Linked DNA regions of Homo sapiens: all the other regions are linked to region 2. A link is a loop called in an ENCODE intact Hi-C map of the cell type or tissue named here. Cell type or tissue: endothelial cell of umbilical vein. All regions are shown on one strand. Links, peaks and the distances in the headings refer to the core of each region. The heading gives the core; the rest is flanking DNA.

Region 1 (5,000 bases), core at 1-5,000, 560 kb after region 2:
ATGCTCCAGAGTCTCAATTTTAAGCATCCTATTTTCTGAGTTCTATCACCTCTCTTTCCAGTACACTCCCTCCAGTTGCTCTTTGACTGTCCCGAGTCATTGATGTGAAGTCCTGCTCTGTCCTACACAGCCCCTCCCCCACATCCACTTTTCTTATCCATCACTGAGAAATCACAAAACGATTCCCTCGCATATACCCTCAACTCCTGTGCCCCGCTATCCTGTTGCTATATTCCACAAGCAAAATATAAATTGATTAACTGATTAATTCACTGATTTAAAAATTACAACAAAAACTGTGGCTAAGCCCAGAGTTTCGCATACCTATTTCACACTTGTATTGCTGTAGCTGAACAGGCTGGGGAAACTTGACTTCCGTGCTTACAGGTTTTATTTGGTACACGACCCCTAGTTATACCTAGCAAGGGTATAGGTACCCTTGCTAATACTGTACCCACTATGCTCCCCTGATTCATTCACTCTCCCACTTTCTGGGACCACTATTTTACACCTCCACATTCCTAAAAGCTCTAAAATATCTCTCCTCTTCCTCTTTCTCTGCTGATTTATAGTTTCTGTTTCACTGAGAAGAAGAATCTGACAAGTTCCCACTCCACATTTACCAACCTATCAGCTGATTTATCTGATTTTCATTTCCCTGAGAAGGAAAATTTGACAATTTCCCATGCCATGTTTACTAGTCTACCTGCACCTTCTCTACCTTTCTTCCTGTTATTATACAAAAACTCCCTTTTCGTTTCTAAAGTCAACTCGTCTTCTGTCTAGTGTTTTAGATTCTATCTCTTCTCACTTATTTGAGAACATTATTCCAGCACTTATGTCATTTTTCTTTTGCATCATAAATTATTTTCTCTGCTAGATCATGTGTATCAGCGTTAAAAAATGCCATCAAATCTCCTGTTTATCTTTCTAACTTATGTCCCATTTCTCTGGTCCTCTTTATAGCAGAACCAGAGTAAGAACTATGTCTACTTTGCCTCCCTCCTCTGATTGTCTTTTGAATCTATTCTCATCAGGTTTTCATTCCTATTACTTTAGCAGCTAAACAGCATTTGTCATGATCAGTAATGGCTCCATATTGCTAAATCCAAAGGATAATTGTCAGTGTTCCTCTTCCTTGGGATATCTGCCCAGTGGATCAATTGCTCACTCCTCAAAACCTATTCTTCCCTTGTTATCTGGGACACCAGACTTCATTTTCCTGTGGTCATTTCTTCTCTGTTTCTTTTGCTGGTTGCTCCTCATCACTATCACCTATAAATGTTAAAGGGTCCTATACCTCAGTTTAGGATGAAAAGTCTCCTCTTCACTCTTCATTCACTTTCTTCCATCTAGTCTTAAAGCTTTTAATGTCATCTGTATTCTGATGATTCCTATATGCGATGCATCACATAATGATGTTTTGGTCAATGACAGACTGCATATACAACCAATGGTGGTTCCATAAGATTATAACACCATATTTTTGCTCTGCCTTTTCCATGTTTAGGTACACAAGTACTAACCATTGTGTTATAATTGCCCATAGTATTCAGTACAGTAACGTGCTGTACAGCTTTTTAGCCTAGGAGCAAAAGGCTATCCCATATAGCCTAGGTGAGTAGCAGACTATATCATCTAGGTTTATGTAAGTACACTCTATGACATTCACACAAGGACAAAATTGCCTAATGGCATATTTCTTAGAATATATTCTGTCATCTAGCAACGCATGACTGTTCTTATAGCTCTAGCCTTGGCCAATTCCTTGAACTCCTGACTCTAATATCCAACGACCTAATGATAATTGAACACTAAATAAGTGTCTCAAATTTAAAATCTGCTAAACTGAGCTCCTCATTCCTGCCTGCTGCCCACCATGTCCCCAAATTCTGTTTGTCCTCACCATCTCCCCATGTAGGAAATTGCAATGCTACCCTTCCTATTGTTGAGGGAAAAATCCATGTAGTCTCTGATTCCTCTTTCTCATATTCTCTATAGCCAGTCAGTCACAGTATCTTATTAGCTCTACCTTAAAAATAAAACTAAAATCGGATACATCTCCTCTTCCTCCTAATTTCTCCAAACTCATCTTCATGATCCTCTCTGCCCCCTACAGTTTATTTTCCATATTGCAGCCCAAGTTGTGTCTAAAACTTGTCAGTTCAAAATCTTCTGTTGATTATTTGACCTCACTCAAAGTAAAAGGCAAAGGTCTTACAGTGTTTTCTATAGAGCTCTACATCATCTCACTCCCCATTGCTGTGGTAATCAGAATGCTAAGATGTTCCCCAAGATTCTCAGCCCCTGGTGCAGCTGCTCTACATAACACCCGCCCCTTGATTACAGGTTGCACCGTGAATATATGCTGCCTGTAATTATACACAGGTGGCTGGGATAACCATGCATAATAGTGTCTTAGCAGACTGGAGATGGAAATTCTGACCTTGAGGAGGCAAACCACCATGTGAACTGCCAATGTGGAGGGCCTTATGGCAAGAATGGCCTTGAGACTGAGTGTTATCCTGATAACCAACAAGAAAATGCGAACCTCAGTCTTAAAGCCACAAGAAAATAAGTTCTACCAACAAGCTGAATTAGTTATAACGTGGATTTTTCTAAGACTGCATTCCAGCCTATATCTTGATTTCAACCTTGTTAGGCCCTGAGCAGAGGACTCTGACTGGACTTTTGATTTATAGAAACTGTGAGATAATAAGTCCAGTCAGAGTTTAGGTCAGTGGGTTTATGGAAATTTGTTATGTAGCAATGGAGAACTAATACATACCCATCTGATTTGGTCTTCTAGTCCTTTCTTCCCCACCTATCTAGCTTTAGCCACATTGGCATCTTTGCTGTTTCTCAAATAGGGTAACCAGGATTCACTTCAAGGCTTTGGGATCATCTGCTTCTTTCTGCAAAAATCTTGCCCCAAGAAGGATGTATGACTCATTTCTTTACACTTTAGGTGTGTGTTCAAATGTCATCTTATTAAAAAGCCTTTCCCAACCACTGAAAACAAAGTAGCAGCCCCAACACAGCACTCATCCACCTTTTACCCTGCTTAATTTTTCTCCATGGCACTTGTCATATTTTGACATATCACATTTGTTTATCACTAGAATATAAGTTCCATGCGGGCAGAGAATTTTGTTCTGTTACATTATTGTGCATGGATTAGCGTTTAATAGTACTAGTAAGTGCTTAATAAATATTTGTAAATTAGTATTTTCTGTAATTTTGACCTTAATTTTACATCTTTATGGTGTTTTATGTATTTTAAAATGATTTTATTATGTGTTGTCAGAGTAAATGAGAATTTAAAAAATTTAAAAATCACAGGATTTTATAACTGAGTGACAAACATTTAAAACAAATCCTAATGCAATTAAGCATAAAAATACAGGGATTAAGAATTGCTCAGTTTCAGAGTACATGCCTCATTGTGTAATTTAAAGCTCAGTGAATTTCTGGGTGCACAGGTTTGAAATACATTACACTCTAAAATTATGTTCAACACTGTATAACGTTGACCTTTTAATACTAGCTGTTATTTTAGAGATTTCTTTGCATTCTTTCCTACCATTAAAAAGACATAAAACCCAAAAGCATACAAATTCTCTATATATAATTCCAAATTTGAATATTAAATATTGTCACATCACTAGCATTTAATACTGATTGTTTAATAATTTAATACTCCAGTTCTCCATACCTGTTATCTATGGAAAGTTTTCAGAGTGTCTAAAAGCATTTTGATTGGTTTTGTAATGTTTACAAACCATTCATGTAAAAAGTTTTTGTTGAAGAAGCAAAAAAAAAAAAATGCTTAGCTATCTATCCAGACTGTTTTCACCTGGCCTTATAAGTGTATCTATTTTTTGCTTCTGAAAATTTCCACAGGAAGTCAGGTATTCCCAGTCATCTATCTATAACCTCCTATAACATATTTCTTTCTTGCCACAATCATCTTCCTCTCCCAATAGTCTGTGTTTAAAAGGTGTAGCACTCTTTTCCTCTTTCTCTTACTCAAAACTAAAAATACAAAAAAAAAAAATGAAATAAATGAACTTAACAAAAAGTCTCAGGAACAGTTTCTTTTCTGTAGGTCTAAATGTGATAATTTTAGATGATAGGTGGCCAGCTGATTTATGCATCACTGGCTTGGTAAATATATTGCACCTCCTGAATGAGAATCTAGTCTGTTATGAAATGCTTCCTACTATTCAGGTGAAATTTCTTCCTTTCCTATATGAAATTTCTAATGTCTTTAGATATTTTGAATTTATAGTGCATGGGATAAAATCCATACTTTAATCCAACATTCCAAGTAAATGTCAGAAATTTGCTTGACATGGAAGAGGATAACATTTTAATAATGTGGTTTCTGTATGCCCAGACTAAATGGCTGTGCGATTTTTTTGTTTGTTTGTTTGGTATTGATTTATTATCGGAGAAAATGGATGTGTCCTTTCTCATTTATCCCATTTTATACATTAACATAGAGTAAAATTGACTTTTTATTGTTGTACAGTTCTATGAATTTTAACACATGTATGAACAGAGTCCGTATCCACAGTCCAGATACAGAACTTTTCCATTACCACAAAGAAACCCCTTCACACCCACACCAACCCCTGGCCACCACTGATCTGTTGTCCATCAAAATAGCTATTCCTTTTTGAGAATGAAATTGAATAAATTGAATTGTATAGTATATAATCTTTTGGGATAACTTCATTCATTCAGTCCAATGTCTTTACAATTCATCCAAGTTGGTGGTGTATCAACAGTTTCTTTTTATTGCCAAATTAATATTGCATGTTGTGGATACAACAAAGTTTGTTTAACCATTTACATTAAAGGATATTTCTATTGTTTCCAGTTTTTTGGCTATTATGAATGAAGCTGCTGAATTTCTCATGTATAGGTTTTTATGTGACCCTAAGTTTTCATTTCTCTAGGGTAAATATTTAGAATTGGGATTGCTGGTTTATGTA
Region 2 (5,840 bases), core at 470-5,469:
GTGCAAAAATTTTAATTACTCTTTCAGTCTCAGGCACAATGGTCACTTGAATCAAACTGTGTTAGTTTATTTTTTTAAATATATTTTCACTACCTTGTAGATTAAAAGAAACATTTAAAATGTTTAGGAAATTTTATGGACTACATTATATATAATTTATATATGTATATTTATATATATCCAGTATATTATATATAGTATATATATTATTATATATAAATATATAATAATCATATATATTTATATATATCATTATTTATATATATTTTGATATATATGATATATAAATTTATATATATCATACATATTTATATATAATTATATATTTATATATCAGTATATTATGTTAGGATTATTATAGATATATTATATATTATATTAATATTATAATATATTAATATATTATATTTATATATTATATATTATATTAATATATTAATATTATATTATGTTATATATTAACATAATATATTATGTTAGGATTATTATATATAAATATATTATATATTATACATATAATAATACAATAACTATCTTATATATCATATATTATATATTATATATAATAGATATTGTATATATTATAATATAATATATGTAATAGTTTTTTAAATAAGGCACAGTTGTACTCACTATCTTATTTCTTATTTCTTGGAAGTATCTTGCTATCAATGGTATACCATAAGGCCAATGGAATATCTAGGAGCCAGAACTTTAGATTTTTTTCAATGGACTGTGTAATTTCACCAAACATTAGCTATTATAATAGATGTCATTCCAGCATGATGTGAATTGGGTTTCAATACAGTATATGTCCTTAAATAATATATTTCAAACTGAGTTTCTTGAGTTGCAGTATTTTGAGTAAATTCTATCTTCTGTATTAGGCAGCCATGCCAACTTGGTGTCCTGATTTTAAATAGCCCTATGAAGAACTAAGTGAAATAGAATTGGCAGTAATTTGTTTAAACTGATTAAAGGAAATTTTGAGAAGTTTTTCAAATCATGTGGTTTTGGTTATACATTTCTTTGGGAATTATCTAAATCAATAATATTCAAGGGAATGAAGGCAACATCTCCTCCCTTAAAAGGAGAGCCTGTATCTATCTATCTGTCTATCGATCTATCTATCAATCTATCTATCTGTGTCTATCTATCTATCTTTACATACTCTTCTGGTTATGAAAATAAAGCAATACAAAAAACAATGGTGAAATTACTCAATTGTTTTTCTTTGTTGTTTTACAAGGATAGAAAAGTTTGCGAGATACACAGACAACTTTAATTGTCATGCTGACTTCTAATGATTGGAGTAACAGCATCAATGTAAAGCATCTTCCAAGATCAAAAGAAAAATATGATTTTTAAAAATTTTCATTTACTAGTTGTTTATAATAGATCATTTATTTATATATTTTAAATAGCTTTGAAGGAGAACTTCGAGATTTTTATGTTTCTCAAAAGAGAGTGTGAGTTTTTAAATGTTAAGCAACAATGATTTACAAGGAATCCTCTTAATATTTTTTACTATGAAAAATTTGACAGAAATATGAGCCTTTCACCTTTCACCTTAGTTCTTAGAATAGATAGTTGTAGTGCATTAAGTAGATCAGACTTGGGGACTACCATTTTAGAATACAATGAATTAAATAGAATATACTCCCTGACCATCAATAGCAATCTTTCCTTTAGTTCTTTCAAAATGGTTCTCATTCATTTTCATGGGGCTTTGCTTTCTTAGCCAAAAGATCAGAGATGAGCTCTTGCCATTAGAACAACCAAAACACAAAAACTATTCAATGCTGGGAAAATAAAAAATAAAGTAGGACTAAAACCAGTGGGATCTTTAATTGAAGTTAGAACCTATAGGTGCATGGAGATTATGGTTATCTCCAAGGAAGCTTTAAAGTACTGTTAGTGATCAGTTAACACTCTATGATGTCTTTTTCAACATCTTCTTATGCGAAACTTGCTAGATAACCACATATTCCACTTAGAGATTAGCATACATCACATTCATAAGAGAATAGCTGCATAATTGATGCGCAGTAGTTAAAAATCACTTTTTTTTAAAAAAGTAAAAATTTCTTGTCTTCCTTAACAAAACCTGTAAATCACTTTGTTTTTAAAAAGAGGATGTCTTTATTAACAAGACTTGCAATTTTTTATATTAACTAATCCATTCAGATCTTTTAAATTTTAATTTGAGATGGGTGTGATTTTATGGTATATGTCATTGCATTTATCTCCAATAGCATTCTTATTTTGAAGGAATTATGAATAAAGTATTTTAGACCTGTTGTTCTGAATAAATTTTGTTTAAAATATAGCATTTCCACTTTGTGGAAGACATCCATTGTGCATTTGGTGTTAAAGAGACATTTAGCACTAGGTGGCAGTGTGCAATGCTTAGAAACCTTGAGTCATTTTAAGTGCAATATATTCATTTTTTAAAACTTTTCTTTTAAACATAATTTATTTACATCATAGTGAGTTAATAAAGTTAAAGTCAACAGGCACCTAAATTCTTAGTAGTATATTCAGAAGATCTATTATGAGTAATACTTTAAAGATTTGATTGTAATATTTAACACACTCTGCTTTTATGTGAGATCTGCTTATGTGAGGAACTGTTAGGAATTAAATTAAATATGCTAAAATTCTGTTTGTGTCTGGGTAAGAGAAAGGAAAAAAAATTAAATGAACATGATAGAAAAAAACTTATGATTATTCTAAAATAGATATTGTATTAACCATTTGCATTTTTAATCCTAATCCCCTCACAGCATCTGCTGAGCAAATTCTTTTTTTCTAGGAGTCAAAGACTATAACTATTATTTTTTTTCTGTTGCATTGCCCTTGGAAGAATGCAAAAAAAGTGCAAATTACCTCAATGACACTTCAGCAGATCCCCTAATGTCCTCTGTTATAGTGATGACCCGGTCACCAGTGACCAAATTGAATCAGCCATATAGTACTATAATTTATTGGTTACAATGACAGCTGAAACTTGTTTTACAATTTCTTCTTGGTTAAGCTGGATATATACACCCTTGCCTTTGACTGAATAATTAAATTATGGGACATAGCTGAGTCAATTAATTTATTCTGTCATCTGTGCATCAGAATGCGATCTCTGTATTGTTTAAGTGTCTGGTTGGAATGTCCTCAAGATCAATGTGGTGGACATTTCAGCCATGTTCACTGGATGTGGCTATTGTAAGAATGGAGAACAAAGAAATTAAGTTAATGAACCCAAATTGGCATAATTAAGAAATGCATTTCCTTTTTTAAAAGGTTTTTATTATGTAACATTTCAAAGGTAGAAAATAAGAGTAGTACAATGCATTCCCACATACCCATCAGCCAGTTTCAATAATTGTCAAATTGTGGCCATTCTCATTTCATTTACAGTCCCACTCACATTTTCCCTCTTAGGAGTTTTTGGAAGCAAACCTTAGAAGTTACATCAAAAGAAATACACTTACAAAGCAGTTATTTACAAATATTTTTATCATACAAAGGAAAATTTAAAAAATAATTACTATAGTAAAAACACTACATATTTTACTTTAAAAGTCCAAACTCTTGGCATTAGGTAAATTAAGTACTTGAACTTGTTACATGATTGAGGTATAGACTTCAGTTTATGTCCTATGTCATTTTTTTTGTTGTTGTTGTTGAGATGGAGTCTTGCTCTGTCGCTCAGGCTGGAGTGCAGCCTCTGCCTCCCGGGTTCCAGTGATTCTCCTGCCTCAGCCTCCTGGGTAGCTGGGATTACAGGCGCACACTACCATGCCAGGCTAATTTTTGTATTTTTAGTAGAGATGAGGTTTTACTATGTTGGCCAGGCTGGTCTCGAACTCCTGACCTCAGGTTATCCACCCGCCTTAGCCTCCAAAAGTGATGGGACTACAGGCATGAGCCTACCAGACCCAGCCAAAGTTTTACTTTTATAAGCGGCAGACATTGTAGATATAGCAGACCCATGGAATACAACAACTTAGCTTTTCATGAGTCAAGGTTTTACCATCCATCTTTAAAGGTACATGACATATAGTAAGCTATAATTTTACTGAGGTGTGAATTTAAGTCACATCCTTTTGGAGACTGAACTTTCAGTGAGTGAGTCCAGCCAGTGGCCTGGCAGCCACACCCTCATGTAACTTGAAGCACTGGTTGACATATTCTGTCACTTTCTAGGGCAGTCTGTGGTGAGTGTGTTTGAGAACTGGGGAATCTGAGAAATTGTTTGGTTTTCCCCTTGGAGAATGTCATTGATCTCCTGAAATACACCTTTTGGATTTCATATAGAGTTGAAGTTTTAAATGAATAGAATTTTTTCAGATTTTAAAAACTTGATGATAACCACTATGTATGAATCTTTGTGACATTGAGTATCTAAAAGCAAATATAATTCCATTGTAAAACAATGTGTAATTTGTACCTAAAGGGTTTATGCCATGGTGTGTCTTTTATACTTGCAAGTTATATAGGGAGCAAAGCATATGTATAATTTTCTTAATATTAGATACATACTTTTTTGACTTTTTTTGAAATTTACTGCAATATTTTTTTCATACGGTATGTTTTAAAGACTGCCTCCCAATTTATTCATGCTATTCATATCCTTTTTCCTATTTTATATTTTGGGTAGGAGTAAAGAAGAGTATACACTCAGATTAGTGTAATGAGAAATAATTGATACAGCTGGCTTCTACTCAATTTCTAGGATTTCTTTCTTTTTTTTTCCTACTCTCTATTTTTCTGATTATAAATGTACGAAGTCTCCATTGAAAAAAAAATGGGAAGTAGAGAAAAGCCCAAAGAGTCAGAAAAAAATCATCAAAAGACAATATTGTTAGAATTATATCATATTTACTTCTAGAGTTTGTGTGATTCTTTCATATAAGTTTAGATATGTGTGTGTGTGTATGTGTGTGAAAAATGAATGCCTGCTTTTTGTCGCTTAGAATTCTATAGTTCAATTCAATTGAATTATTGATTGAGTCTTACTATTTGCCAGCTACTGTGATAAGCTCTGTTCTGGTTCACAGCAATAAATACTTAAAAAAAAAAAAACACCACTTTCCCATGGCTGTAAGCACTTGTCTAGCTTTTCATTGCTCTTTAATAGGCCTATGAATTATTATCAATTGTTTAGCCTTCCCTCTCAACTTAGACCTTAAGATTATTGGTAATGTTTTTGCTATCACACTGTGATGGATATTTTCTGTATGATCTCATTTTTTTATATTCCTTGTCTATTTTTCTCATTATTTTTCTTAGGAGTGATTCCTAAATGTGATATGCTGGATAAAGGGTATGAACCTTTTAAAAGTGCCTTATACATATTACCAAATTGCTTTCCAGAAAGCTTGCACTCATTTCATTCTTTCTGGAAGATATAAATCATTTTGCCATCCTCACCAGTATTGAGGGATTTTTTTTAAAGTTTGTTAATTGGAAAGGTGAATGTGATTGTAACAACAACAACAAAAGCTAAAATTTATTGAGCCCTTCTTATAGACAATTTACCATGCAAAACCTTTATATTATCTCATTTACTCTTTGCAACAACATAAAGGGAGGACAATATTTTCATTCCTATTTTAAATGTTCGAAAACTTATTTTTTGAGAGGTTAAGTGACTTACCCAAGATCACACAGCAGGTAAGTGGTAGAATTGGGTCTTGGACCAAGATTGATTTTACTCAGAAGTCTAGGCTTTAAAGTACTATGCAATATATCCATGTAACAAGACTGTATTTGTACTCCCTAAATTTATACAAATAAAAAAAGTACTATATTCTTCTACTATTGTTTGAGATTGAACATTT
Region 3 (5,840 bases), core at 514-5,513, 1.5 Mb after region 2:
TGGCATCTGACAGGCTTACTGGAGCAGGAGGGGCAACTGGTGAGCTCTTTGGGCAGTAAAGTATTTCTGGTGGAGGAGATGAGGACCTCAGGAGAGAGCTAGCTGGGGGCCACCTTTAGCTCTGTCCAAGAAGGACTTTCTGGAAGTGTAATGAGCCTCTAACCAAAATAGAGAGTGGATAGTGGTTCCCTAAACCCAGGGGCTGAGCACTGGGCTAGAGAGCTGCAGTTGTTGCAGCCAGATGAGCCCCACAGGGGGTGACCCTGCAGAGCCACCAAAGCAACCCAAAGAGGGAAAATCACCTGCAGACATCTGCCCATCTTACAGTATCAGAGCTAGCATAAACTTCCCTGCATCCTTTGCCTTTCTAGTCTCTGACTCCATTCCCATGGCAACAGCAATGACAACTTATAAGTAGCATATAAGTGGGCAAGAGGATAGAAAAATTACCTGCCCCTCTTCCACGGGAAGCAGCTGGTCCACTTCAGGTGAGCCATTGAGATGGGATATTAAACCAAATGCAGTTTTATTTATGGTCTGGAATTGGATAGTCTATTTGACATATTGAGAGTATATCTAAGATTGAAGCCTCAAATTCAAGGGCCCAAATTTTCAGTCTTTCTCTTTTCACTTTCATTTCTGCTTTCAAAATAGCCAAGTCTTTCTTAAGCTCATCCCTTTTTAGTAAGACTTTGCTGGAAACACAAGGTAAAGCCCATGACTGACTTTCCAAACCCTTTCCCAAGCCATAGGCTGACTAGAAACATGGTTTGCCTTCCAGGTCTCCAGAGGACAGTTTTGCTAGATGTGCTGTGATGGCAGGACAATAGAAGTATACTTTTTTACCACCTGACATGCCTGTTCTTGATTCACAGTTGACTATGCTGCAAGCGCCAAGCAGTGACTTAGAAACCCAGTCTCTTTCCACCTTAGGGTTCCACCATCATTAACATACAGCTTTTGGAGCCACTAGGTTCATTTCTGCATGAATCTGATAGGAGAAAAAACAAGAAGCCTCTTGTATCAAGATTTGTTATGAGCCATGGCCCTGAAGTGCCATGTCATTTCCTCTTACATGTGCATTGTCCAGAACTCAGTTACGTGGTCATGCAAAACTGCAAGAGAAGCTGGGAAACACTATGTTTGTGCAACAGAAGAAAAAGAAACAGGCTTGGTAAACAGCTAGTCTGTTTCTGCCTCCAGGGCTCTATAGCTTCTAGGAGTGAGCTCATTGGCTATGTAGACTTCTAGAAAATTTATTCATAAGAAAAATAGTAAAAAAAAAATCCCACCACTGAAAAATTATAAAGGGACGATGCAAGACAAAAATAGTATTTTGATTATCTTTGATTTGTTGGAAGTATAATTTTCAGCGATCAAATGTGCAGCACTGGGTAGTATCAGTTCTGTTTAGTTTGGAAACATACTACTTGAAGTTCTCTGGGCTAATTTTTCTGACCTGAACTGACTGTTCTCAGATTCATTACACAATTGTCATCCTGGGACTTCCCTGCACCATCGTTTAGATAGTCCCTTTATCCCTCTCCTGTCATGTAGCATCTTTTACTTGGATGCAGAGGCTTCCTCTTTTTGTTGGTCCTCTTTCTGATGAAGTACATAATAGTGTTCTGAGAAATATGAACAGAATGCACATTTTTTGAGATCCCACATATTGGAAAATATCATTCTACATTCACAGTTGATTGATAGCTTGGCTGAGCTTGTAATTCTGGGTTGTAATTCATTTCTCCTTACAAGTTTGAAGGGACTTCTCCATTGTTTGAGTACCATCTTTTGAATGTGACCTGTTATTTCTACCTGGCTACTTTTAGGGTTGTCTTTTTATCCTCACGGTTCTGAAATTTCATGTTGTTATGTGTTGATGCAGATTTTCTATCATTCATTTTTGGGCACTCAGATGGCTGTCAACCTAGAAATTCAAAGCTTTCAATACTCACAAGTTTTCCTACATTATTTCTTGAAGATTTTTTCCCCTCTCTCTCTGATTTTTATTCTCTTTCTTGAAAACATAATAGTTAAACATTTTGACCCTGATTTGGTCGACTGATTTTTTTAAAATATTTTCTTTCTTATCTGCTATGTCTTTCTCTTTTTGTTCTAATTTTCTGGAAGAGTCTTCACTTTATCTTTTGTATTTCTATTAAATTTTTTTACTTCTGCTGAAAATATTTTTCTTATGAATTTCTTATTCTTTTATTTTTATAGCTCCCTGTTATTGCTTCAGAAGTAAAATATATTTCCCGCATTCCCTAGGATATTTATCTTATCATTTTTTTCTTCTGTTCCTACACTGTCTTTACTTCCTCTGAGTTCCTTTCATCTTGCTCTTGGCTCTGACTTTCAAATGAGATGCTTTCTTCACATGTCTAGTGGTCCCTGTCTACCTATTCAAATTTATAACCAATCAGTAGCTCTGTCTGGGTGGCAGAACATTTGAATTGGTGGGCCTCATTGTAGGGTGATTAAAACCCAGAAATCTCAGAGTATGTAGATCTTTTCCCTTTAGCCAATCAACTACTCCATAGAGAAATCCCCTAATATACTGCCCATTGGACCTAAGCCACACCTACTCACTTTCTGTATGTTAAGAGGGAGAAAGGCTAAGGTTTATCAATGCACATTATTTAGATGTTTACTTAAGTCCCCTTTTATCAATATCACATCTTAGCTTTCATTCTACTGTTCATTCAAGATTCTTTCAAGACCAGCTTGAATGAATATGCTTTAATAAAAACACAGATTGCACTACAAAACCAAATAGTGTTAAATTTATATTATGCAACAGAATTGTCTGCAAGCTAAGTAGAAAAGGACATCTCCCCTTTATAGATGATTTTTTGGGTTATAAAAATATTATGAAGTAGTAATGATATATTTGCATGCCATCATCTACATTTTTCTTTCATTAACTTTGTCAAATTCTATTTTCAAAGAGCTTCGTTTGTCCTTTGAGGACAAATTCAACTTGTCAGGAAGCCAGCTTCAGGCAATGTCTTTCCCAGTGGCCTGCTGTATTGGTCCACATGAGATATGAAACAGAGACATCTAAAGGACATTTTAGGAACTGGAACATTAATATTTACTCTCCATCCTTTATGACTGATTCCCTTGGAAATGAGGTCTGTAGTTTATTATGAAGCTGGAAAACCTCACTTTGTAAAATTAAATTCAAAGCCACAATCATATGCCTTTTCTAACAAGATTCAAGAGAAGGCTAGAATCACCAACAGTTTTAAATGAAGAGTTATTTTAACAAAAAATATCAGAATTCATCTATTTGCCCTAAAATTATTGGAAGGAAATTGACTTAGAGTAAGCTATTTCTAGTAGTGTCACATTTTGATTTTTATTATATTTGTCCATAGTGTTACGTATAATATAGGTACCTAGTAAATAAAAATAAATAAGCAAGTTATTAAATGAACAATTAATTGATTAAAATCTGAATAAATGTAACTCAGGCATTTTTCTGACTGATTCCTCTTTAAATAGTAATTCCCAATACTCATCTTTTGGCTTGATCAGGCTTAGAGGAGTTATGACAGAATTATATGTGCAAATCTTAAATGTTAACATACACAATAATGGCATTTTTACCAGAAGCATTATTTTCCCAAATGGATAAGAAGTAATAATGAAATTTAAATCTTCTTTTCTAACAAAGGAATTGAGATAATATCTTCTTGTTCGACAGACTCTGAGTTGTTAAAAGCTTTGGTCTAAGCCATCTAATTGCCATAAAAAATTACTTTTCCTGGAAAGCTGGGGTCTAGTTCCAAGGCCACAGGAATGTCAGCTTCTTTAATGCAAAGTTTAAAAATAAATACAAGAAACAATTGCAAACCATATGACAGATTTTTTAAGGCATGTATACTTCAACTACTTCTGTGAATATTAATTTTTCCTTATGCCTTTTAAGTTCATAAGTACATGCTCGTCACTATCATACAAGACAGAGAAACAGAAAGAAAGAAACGGAAGAAGAAATATTCCAGATCTCTGTGTTGCCCACCATTCTGGGTGGTAAAATCTTAATTATGACAACACAAGTCCACGTGATAGAGGAACATATTAGAGGTCAGAGGTGCTTTGAAAACCAGCCAGTTTCACTATTCTTTTAAATTAAAGTAAGTTCAATTAATTCATGAAGCTATAATGTAAATTCAACCATCTAAGATTTCAACTAGCAAAGATGAGGAGAAAATCCCAAAATGACCACTAACATCTTGTTCAGAACTGGTCTGTTTTGAGACGGCTACATTTTCACCATGCTCTCAGGTGGCCTTTCCTCTGTGCACTCACAGAAAGAGAGAGAGCTCTGGTGTCCCTCTCTCTTCTTATAAAGACATCAATCCTACTGGATTAGTGCCCATACCTATGATCTAATTTAATCTTAATTACTCTCTTAAAAGCCCTATTTCCAAATACATACTGAGTCAGGGCTTCAACATATGAATTTTGTGGGGTTGCATTTCAGTCCATAACAAATATATAGGAGGCACGGGCTCAAACCTACAAGTACTTTTCTTCTTCTACTCCAGAAACAACTCCTTGAATTCCTCCTCTAGAATTGCTGCCCAGATGGTTTGGTAGACCATTAGAAATGTTAATATCCTAGTCCCAGAATTTTATATTATTCTCTGGGTTTCTAAATTATCTTACACTTGTATCAAATATAATTACATATTTTAAAGAACTTCTTAAATTCTGACCAAATTTATCCCAAACTTTTAAATGGATAGGACAAATTTTATGATTAAAAATTATTTTGAAAAATTTTACCTATTAATACTAATATTAATTTTTAAAATGTTATCTGTTAATAAAACAGAACTTCTTCTACTTAATATTAACCTAGAACTCCTAGTTCTATATAAACTTGAAATCAATAAAACTGCATTTCCTTTAAAATGTATTGTAACTCAGAATGTACACTATTTTAAGGTGACTCTTCCTAATCATTAATTTTCTTACATAATTTGTTTTGTGTGCTTTTTAAAACTATGATTGCCTATTCTGAATTAGAAACTCTTGAAAGATGTGTGATGGCCTATTTAACTCACTCTGCGTACTAACTAATAGAATTGTAGCTTAATATATGTTGTATCTAACAATTAAAGTTAATACAAGAGATTAAAGTGAGTAAGTCATCTAATTAGACATCCAATCTGTCCCCAATCTTACTAACATTTGTTTTCTTCATGTCCCTCACATCTACTCTTTAGCATTCTTCTTTCACATCTATGATCAAGGCCCCCATTAGTTAGACAAGGTTTTATGCCAGATCCTCTGGCATGAACCCCAAGCCATCCTGCACACATGGATCAAATCTAAATCTATATTGTATAATCTTTCTTCCCCTATGTCATTACACTACATGGCAATCTTCATTGGCTCCTCATGGCCTATAGGATAAATTCATGCTCTTGAGTCTGGCATCTGTCGTTCTCAATTGTTTGATTTCTCAGTTCACCTTCTTAACTTTATCCACATACCCACAGCTAAGAGTCCCCTAACCCCCTTCTTTCTGGCTGAGTCTACATATTTCATTGTCCCCCAAAACAAATTGTAATGGTAACTCAGGTGGTTCTTGAATTAAAAAACATTGTGGATCCAACAGATTGAGAGCAGTGCCTAAAAATTAACAGGATGTCAGCCCTTCTTCCTTCTCAGGTATCTATAAATATCCCAGATTTTTTAGTTCAAAGAAGGGAAGAAGTATGGAATTGCCTTATCAATCAGTAATTTCAGATGCCACCTGCATCCTGGCTTCCCTCTGCTTCAGATGTTGTGTTTACTATCTCTCTTGATTATCTTTT

The links. Hi-C counts contacts between places; a loop is a spot of excess contacts. Peaks named below come from ENCODE experiments on the same cell type or tissue, not always from the same donor. Only the 100,000 strongest peaks of a DNase experiment are listed, where the experiment ranks them.
Region 1: a loop joins it to region 2, with 10 times the contacts of the local background. A loop is called at or near these places in 17 of 110 quality-filtered maps.
Region 3: a loop joins it to region 2, with 5 times the contacts of the local background. A loop is called at or near these places in 11 of 110 quality-filtered maps.

Annotation. Positions count from the first base shown.
Region 1 is chr4:142,280,165-142,285,164 of GRCh38, reverse strand. The region is part of intron 9 of INPP4B (inositol polyphosphate-4-phosphatase type II B); the gene reads left to right. Among named protein-coding and RNA genes, the nearest start is that of INPP4B, 560 kb to the left of the region's middle. In endothelial cell of umbilical vein, for the core only: a CTCF peak has its summit at 2,120 (motif pointing left); no DNase peak of the experiment used is centred there.
Region 2 is chr4:142,837,276-142,843,115 of GRCh38, reverse strand. The region is part of intron 1 of INPP4B (inositol polyphosphate-4-phosphatase type II B); the gene reads left to right. The region is part of intron 3 of USP38-DT (USP38 divergent transcript); the gene reads left to right. Among named protein-coding and RNA genes, the nearest start is that of INPP4B, 6.1 kb to the left of the region's middle. In endothelial cell of umbilical vein, for the core only: a CTCF peak has its summit at 2,375 (motif pointing right); a DNase peak (open chromatin) is centred at 2,395.
Region 3 is chr4:141,343,572-141,349,411 of GRCh38, reverse strand. No RefSeq gene overlaps it. Among named protein-coding and RNA genes, the nearest start is that of LINC02432, 14 kb to the right of the region's middle. In endothelial cell of umbilical vein, for the core only: a CTCF peak has its summit at 3,045; DNase peaks (open chromatin) are centred at 1,071 and 3,051; H3K27ac peaks cover 428 bases.